2 separate regions of the Homo sapiens genome follow, and region 1 is linked to region 2. Evidence: chromatin contacts called from ENCODE Hi-C or POLR2A ChIA-PET data. All regions are on one chromosome and are shown on one strand. The core of a region is the stretch at or near the end of the contact, and the rest is flanking DNA. Distances in the headings are between cores, read along the strand shown.

Region 1 (3,930 bases), core at 1,165-3,664, 37 kb after region 2:
GATAACCAGAAAACAATCAAACAAATTGATAAATGTCAACTACAAAAGCTTGTCCCTTTCTACCGATTTGTATTCCTTGCCTTCCAATTCGACTTTTCCCCTCTGTTCCTGGAATGCTCTCAGAATACGTAAGTCCTGCCCCATTCTTCAATCTTTTTTCAGTTACTTACATCTCCACATGCTCCTCATCTGCATCCTGCAGATAATGAAGTCCACTCTGGTCACGCGTAGACTCCTCTAAATAAGTCAACAGAAATTCTAGTTCCTGCTGCTGTGACAGGATAAAATCCAATTCTTGTTCCAATCTGAATAAAATAAGTTAATAAAAAGGCTGATGAAAGGAATTTGGAGTGACAAAAAGAAAAGAGTTAACAAACTACAGAAGGAAAAAAAAAACACTGAATAAAAAGATAGGTCTTTAATCTTTCAACCAAGGAAATCTAAGGTTCTACCTTTTCTGATCCAGTTTCACTTTGTTCACTTCTCCATGTAAAATACGAATCTATAAAGAGAAATATGAATACAACAATATAAGTATTTGAATTTATATAACAATTTTAGAGCAATATTAATTTTCTCAAATACACTTCAAATATGAAAGATTTCCTTTTATTCAGGGTACTTATTGCCTAAGGAATATACTTTGAGCTGCTCACCAATATTGGAATAGAAAATTAACCACAGGGCTGGGTATGGTGGCTCATGCCTATAATCCCAGCACTTTGGGAGGCTGAGGCAGGAGGATCACTTGAGCCTAGGAGTTTGAGACCAGACTGGACAACGCAGTGGGACCCTATCCCTACTGAAAAAACACACACACAGTTAGCTGGGGGTGCTGGTGTGCCCCTGTGGTCCCAGCTACTTAGGAGGCTGAGGTGGGAGAATTGCTTGAGCCAGGGAGATCGAGGCTGCAGTGAGCTGTAATTGCACCACTGTGCTCCAGCCTAGGTGATAGAGCAAGACCCTGTCTCAAAAAACAAAAACATAAACAAAACAACAACAACAAAGAAAACCACAAAACACAGGTCTATTTTCTTGTGTTCATCTGCAAATACTTGCACAATGTAGGTAGATTAATGAAAATATTTTCTTACCATCTCACCATTCTCAATCAATGTATGGTCCCAAGCATTGACCTGAGTGGCCTGGAGAAGAAAGTACTTCTCTTGATCTTCCAGCTCAAGGTTCCACTCATTTATAAGACCCTCCAGATGACCATATGTCATCACAGGAGTTGCTACTACACTAAAACATAAAAAGATGCAGGATGATCCAATAATCATACTTTAAAAAGTGTGATCAGATTTTAAAAACGAACACAGGAGGACTCTGAGAAGAAAACAGCATGTAAGGAATTTCCCATACCTGCTTCCCAAGAAAACAAACATAACTGGTAAAGATGATTAAAAAAAACAACCCCTCAAAGTCACTTGAAATTATCCTAGGTGAATATAGTAAATAAAGATTTATTAAGAAACCTACTAAATCACAGCAAGAATAGCTAAAGTCTGTGCCATAATCTGCTCCTTCTCTTCCCCTCATCCCAGCTCAGCATGAGAGAAGCTCCTTTCTGGGTAGGCATAGCTAAGGAGATAGGATTCTCTCTCCCCCAGCTCTTAGTCAAAGTGACCCATTCCCTGTTTGAGTAGTATCCACAAGAGAGTGGGCATTCCTCACTGGGTAGAACCATGCAGAACTCTGATTCCCCTGCCAAGTGGTATCAAAAAAGGCTCAGCAACTAGCTGATCTTTTGGCCAGCAGAGCCAGTCAATGGTGATTCCTCTGCTGGGGTAGTGTCAGCACGGCTCAGTGGGAAGGTAATCATCAATTCCCTAAGTGGAAGACACAGGCACGATTCCAATTCCTCCACCAGGGTTCTTTCTGTGGGATCCAATGACAAGTTGAACCTAAATCCCTACCCAGTAGCAACAGGGCTCAATGAGGCAGAATGAGGCAGGGTTAGTCACCATTAGGCTTCACCTCTTGCCTCTGGTGTCAGAGAGACCCAGTGGGGAGCTGAATCTCTATACCCACCCAGCATCATTACAACTGAACAAGGTGATTCAAGTTAGGGCTTGTAGGGATCCCACTTCCTGCCATCCATGGGGTCAGCAATGCTCAATGAGAAGCTTGACCTCCACATCCACTGGCAAAGCCAAGACTAAATGAGGTAGGGCAAAGAGCGCCTAGTCAGTACTTTGTCCCGCTTCTCCCATGAGCCTGTGTCAGCTGGGCCCAGTAGAGAGCTAAGCCTTCATACCAACCAAGGAGGCTGAATGAAGTGATATGAAACAAAGTAGTTGACATTATGCTTCTTCTTCCCTCCCCTTGTGTCAGTGGGGCCAACAGGAAGCTGAAATTCTGCCTCCATGTGCAGCAACTAAGCAGTGTGAGTCAGTCCTCCACTTCCCCCTGATCTGGGGGCTCCAGGGCCCAGCTGGGAGCTGAGCTTACATCTCCACTTACTGTCAATAAAGTGGTAGCATGCAATGTTCACCTTTCATGAGGGATGAGTCAGTGGGGCTAAGCGGGAAGCAGTTTCCATACCACCCATCTGCCTTGAGGCAGCGTGGTAAGTGCTCCACTTTTGCTGGAGTGGTGTGGGTAAGGTCCAGTGGGAAGCTGAACATACAAACACACCCACCCCTTGTACTACATGTCAAAAAAGAGATGCTTGATGAAAAAAAAATATGAAAATAGGACCTAGACTTTCCTAACATAATAGACAAAATGTCCAAGATAAAATTTTAAAAATTACCTATCATAGGGGAGGAGCCAAGATGGCCAAATAGGAACAGCTCCGGTCTACAGCTCCCAGCGTGAGCGACACAGAAGACGGGTGATTTCTGCATTTCCATCTGAGGTACCGGGTTCATCTCACTAGGGAGTGCCAGACAGTGGGCGCAGGCCAGTGGGTGCGCGCACCGTGCGCAAGCCAAAGCAGGGCGAGGCATTCCCTCACCTGGGAAGCGCAAGGGGTCAGGGAGTTCCCTTTCCGAGTCAAAGAAAGGGGTGACGGACGCACCTGGAAAATCGGGTCACTCCCACCCGAATATTGCGCTTTTCAGACCGGCTTAAAAAACGGCGCACGACGAGACTATATCCCACACCTGGCTCGGAGGGTCCTACGCCCACGGCATCTCGCTGATTGCTAGCACAGCAGTCTGAGATCAAACTGCAAGGCGGCAGCCAGGCTGGGGGAGGGGCGCCCGCCATTGCCCAGGCTTGATTAGGTAAACAAAGCAGCCGGGAAGCTCCAACTGGGTGGAGCCCACCACAGCTCAAGGAGGCCTGCCTGCCTCTGTAGGCTCCACCTCTGGGGGCAGGGCACAGACAAACAAAAAGACAGCAGTAACCTCTGCAGACTTAAATGTCCCTGTCTGACAGCTTTGAAGAGAGCAGTGGTTCTCCCAGCACGCAGCTGGAGATCTGAGAACAGGCAGACTGCCTCCTCAAGTGGGTCCCTGACCCCTGATCCCCGAGCAGCCTAACTGGGAGGCACCCCCCAGCAGGGGCACACTGACACCTCACACGGCAGGGTATTCCAACAGACCTGCAGCTGAGGGTCCTGTCTGTTAGAAGGAAAACTAACAAACAGAAAGGACATCCACACCAAAAACCCATCTGTACATCACCATCATCAAAGACCAAAAGTAGATAAAACCACAAAGATGGGGAAAAAACAGAACAGAAAAACTGGAAACTCTAAAACGCAGAGCGCCTCTCCTCCTCCAAAGGAACGCAGTTCCTCACCAGCAACGGAACAAAGCTGGATGGAGAATGATTTTGACGAGCTGAGAGGAAGGCTTCAGACGATCAAATTACTCTGAGCTACGGGAGGACATTCAAACCAAAGGCAAAGAAGTTGAAAACTTTGAAAAAAATTTAGAAGAATGTATAACTAGAATAACCAATACAGAGAAGTGCTTA
Region 2 (3,873 bases), core at 1-2,500:
AGATGGAATAAATGATTTGGGAAAGGGAAAGTCAGTATTGTTTTAGCCACATTGAGTCTAGTAGCTTTTACAATAGAAACGCCAGCATGAAGTATCAGGAATACTTCAAATACATGACTAGGAACATTTTGTTTAGGGATAAATTCATATGTACTAGAAACTATTTGCTTTTTTAAAAGCAAGGGAATTAATAACACAAAATTCCGGATAGTGGTCACCTCAGGGGGGAACGAAGGGAGGGAAGAGACACAGTAGACTTCTAAGGGACTGGCAATGTCCTATTTCTTAAGCTTGTAGTGGATGCGAACCTTTATTATTCTTTAAGCTGTATATATACATTATACATTATTTCGCATGGAGGAGATATCATAAAAAAATATTAAAGGTTAGTTTCAGGCAGGCAAAGTCATAAACGGTTTTTTAAAAGATGCAAGGAACTGACAGTGCAGGAAAGCATATCAGTAAGAATTTTAAATGCACTGCACTATTCCAGAGTGATGATTCTACTTGCAGAGTGAATCTAAAATTAATTTAAGCCCGTCAATAGTTAGGAGGCTCAGGCCATTTAGGCTCAAGCGGCCATTTACCTCAGGACAAGTAAGGGGAACTGAGCCCAGCAATGCCTTCCACCTCCCCTCCCCCCACCCCATAAATCGAACCGCTTTGGTGCTGTCCTTCCACATTTAGAAACAAAGTACCGCTCCCTTACTTTAAGATTCGAAAGCGCTACATGGTTTCGGGGCCCAAGCAAGTAGTCTTTAACACACAGACGTTGCAAATAAATGCGCCCGCCCCGAGCCTTTCTCAGGTGGAGGTGGAGGTAGGGGAGAACGGCGAGGGGCTGGCCCGAGGTACCTACATCTCCGGCGCCGGGAATTTGTCAGCCTCAAACCCTTTTGCCCAGCTGGGTCCGGGTGAAACGACGAAGCCGCAGCACCCGGCCAGCTCCCGGGGCCCGTGCCGGGAGGGCATTCCCACAGCAGCCGGCCCCGGTGGCAGCCCTTCCTGAACTTCGCTCTGCAGGCCTGTTCAGCCCGTCTCCCCTCCTCCCGTCTCCTTTGTCGTGTTCCCGCTCCCACGAAACCGCATCCTGAGAACGTGCAATACCCAAACCAGAAAGCAATGGAAGCCATTTTCAAAAGAAAAGGTAGAACAAAGCTCCCCTTGCCGCCTGCTCTTCAGACAAGTCCTTACCTCTTCATGTTTCCACAGGCCCCTACCTCCAACTTGGGTAAATAGGCCGCGGACCTCAAGTCCCAGAACTCCGCGCGGCGGACTTCTAAGGGTATTGTGATGGAGCATGGGGCTCTGGGAATTGTAGTAGCACAGAGCTATGGCAACAGAAAGAGAAAGTAGATCTCAAGTGACAGGTATGCTGAACATTGTCCAAATATTTATTTTGAATTTCTCATTTAGGTTCAAAAGAAGACCCAAAATATCCAGCTCATAAAACGAGTCACCTTTGACTTCTTGATTCTCTCATCCATTACCACTAATTCCTGGCTCTTCTGTAATTTCCTTTGAACTTATCAACACTGCTTTTCTTTCAAGGATTTATCCAGCCTACCTACCGTTTCCAGTCGAGCCTCTGCTTCATCCTTCACGATGTAGCCAGAGTCATCAGACACGAGTCTGACTATATCACCTGTACTAATGGTTCTCCTCTATCTGTAACAGAGACTTGAGAGTTTTCTCCACTCAGAATCAGAAGTCTGTGTATGTTCAGGCCCACATATGTTTTATTGATAATTATGGTGAATCAAGAAAGAGGTATAGTATAGTGGTTAAAAGCATAGGCTCTTAGTTTCCAGAAATGGAAATGCAAATGTCTTTAAGTGTATGAAAAGATGTCCAATCTCACAAATTTTAAAGTACACTGACTACCAGTACTCCTTAAAACTAGCAAGGTCATCAAAAACACAAGAATCTGTCACAGCCAAAAGGAACCAAAGGAGTCATGATGACTAAAGTAATGCAGTATCTTGGATGGGATCCTGGAAAAGAAAAAAAGACATGAGGTAAAAACTAAGGAAATGTGAACAAACTATGCTCTTTAGCTAATAACAAGGTTCGTTAGCTGTGACAAATGTATCAGAGTTATGCAAGGGAAACTGAGTTGTACGTATGTGGAACTTTGTACTATGCAACCTTTCTGTATCTAAAACTGTTCTAGAACTTAAAGTTTATTTTTAAAAGTACATTAAACTACCATTTTTCACCTAACAGATTGGGAAAGATCCAAAAGTTTGATAACACACTTGTTTTATTGAGATTGTGGGGAAACGGGCGCTCTCAATACACTAGTGGTAGGAATATAAATTGGTACAACATCTATTGGGGGCAAATGAGGATACTACTAAAATCATAAATGTACATTCCCTTTAAAGCAGCAATTCAGTTATGAATAGAATCCTCAATACTATATATCCTCTAACCTACTATCATTCCTTGCAACATTGTTTATGAAAACAGAAATGAAAATATCCAAGAACATACTATGAAAATGTATCATTCAATGAAAAACTATGCAGCAGTTACCAAGATGACAAAGTTCTCTATGAACTGCTACTAAACAATCTCCAAAATATAGTTAGTGCAATAGCAAGGTGCAGAACGATATGTATACTATGCTTCTATTTGCATAAAAAGGGGAGCTCTAGTCACTTAAAAACATATATATGTGTGTTTGCTTGTATATGCACAAAATATGTTTGGGAGAACTTACAGACAAATGATGAGTGAATGCCTCCAGGTAGGGGAACTGGATGGCTGAGGGACAAGGGCAGAAAAAATTCTTCACGTATCTTTTTGTGCCCTTTGAATTTTGAACCCATGACTACATTACCTAGTCAATACTTTTTTAATTAAAGAGAAACCCTCTTACATCTCAAGAAGCCAAAGAAGAAAAGATTGTAGGTAATGGTGGGGGGCGGGGCACACTACTTGGATTTGAATCTCACTTCTCAGTTGACAGTATAGCACGACAGGGTTTTAGAGGCAATCTGGACTTGAATTTTTGCTCTGGTAAGTTACTAGACCATGTGGGTTTCAGTAAGTTTCTTAACTGGTCTAGGCCAGTTTTCTCATCTGTAAAATGAGGATACCTCCTAAGTATAGGGTGACTGTCAAGCACATACAAAGGTATGGTTTTAAAGTTATTCCATGATTGAGTGGTAATCTATGAGTAAATAGTCAAATGTTAATCAGTAGATTTAGACTTATCCAAACTGCTTTGTATTTCCATGCTCAAGTTAGAGCAAAGGACCAAAAAGCAGCTACTGAAAAACATTGTAGAATTTCCTGTCCTGAGAACTTCTATCAGATTGAAAATGTCATGGTGAGCTACCTAAGACCTGTCACATGCAAATAACTGTGCTCTTGAATCATAAAGGTGAATGACTGCAGGCATAGCATGTACCACTTTGTAGCTTTGGCACAGAACGTGAACTGAATATAAGTATAAACAAAACGGGGGGTCACATCATTGCCTGCACCAGGTAAATCCTATATGGTGGTAGAGCTGAATTTTGTGGCTCAACCAATCTGTCCCAATTGACATATTGACAAGGAAATGGAAAAATACACCAAGGTTGCTAGTGTGCTTATCCCCTGGGACGGTGGCAAAGGATGGAACAAATATTACACCAACCATCACACCAAACTTGTGTACAACTTCTAATAAAACATATAGCCTATTGATACTGAAATGATACACACTACATTGCAAATCCACTAGGTGGGATGAGTGGAGAACGAATAGCTAAGATACATATTCACATAGCTGTGGAATTGCAACTGGAAAGCAAGGTCATAAGAAGTACTCTACATACCTGTGTATAACTGTAACCAGCGCAAGTGATAGGTACAAACAGA

The links. Hi-C counts contacts between places; a loop is a spot of excess contacts on that map. ChIA-PET counts read pairs that join two places held with the same protein, here RNA polymerase II (POLR2A). Pooled maps may share reads with other maps.
Region 1: a map of naive thymus-derived CD4-positive, alpha-beta T cell shows a loop between it and region 2 (4-fold over the local background). The contact joins the enhancer-like site here to the promoter of RBM41 in region 2. A Hi-C loop is called at or near these places in 4 of 168 maps with a recorded cell type or tissue (CD4-positive, alpha-beta T cell, PC-3, naive thymus-derived CD4-positive, alpha-beta T cell and 1 more) and 7 of 50 pooled maps. POLR2A ChIA-PET finds 5 or more read pairs at or near these places in 5 of 52 experiments (HEK293, HEK293T, MCF 10A and 2 more).

Annotation. Positions count from the first base shown.
Region 1 is chrX:107,153,002-107,156,931 of GRCh38, forward strand. NUP62CL (nucleoporin 62 C-terminal like) reads right to left here. Exons shown (of 9, transcript NM_017681.3): 5 at 1,095-1,245; 6 at 453-502; 7 at 171-305. Among named protein-coding and RNA genes, the nearest start is that of RBM41, 36 kb to the left of the region's middle. RefSeq lists a silencer at 3,070-3,230. Within about 2 kb of position 2,415, at least 3 of the 41 ENCODE cell types and tissues checked have a DNase peak (open chromatin) inside an H3K27ac peak, as active enhancers do; they include PC-3, where a contact is called at or near this core.
Region 2 is chrX:107,117,572-107,121,444 of GRCh38, forward strand. RBM41 (RNA binding motif protein 41) reads right to left here and starts at 1,251. Exons shown (of 8, transcript NM_001324242.2): 1 at 1,195-1,251. The coding sequence starts at 1,202. RefSeq lists enhancers at 555-634, 1,015-1,204.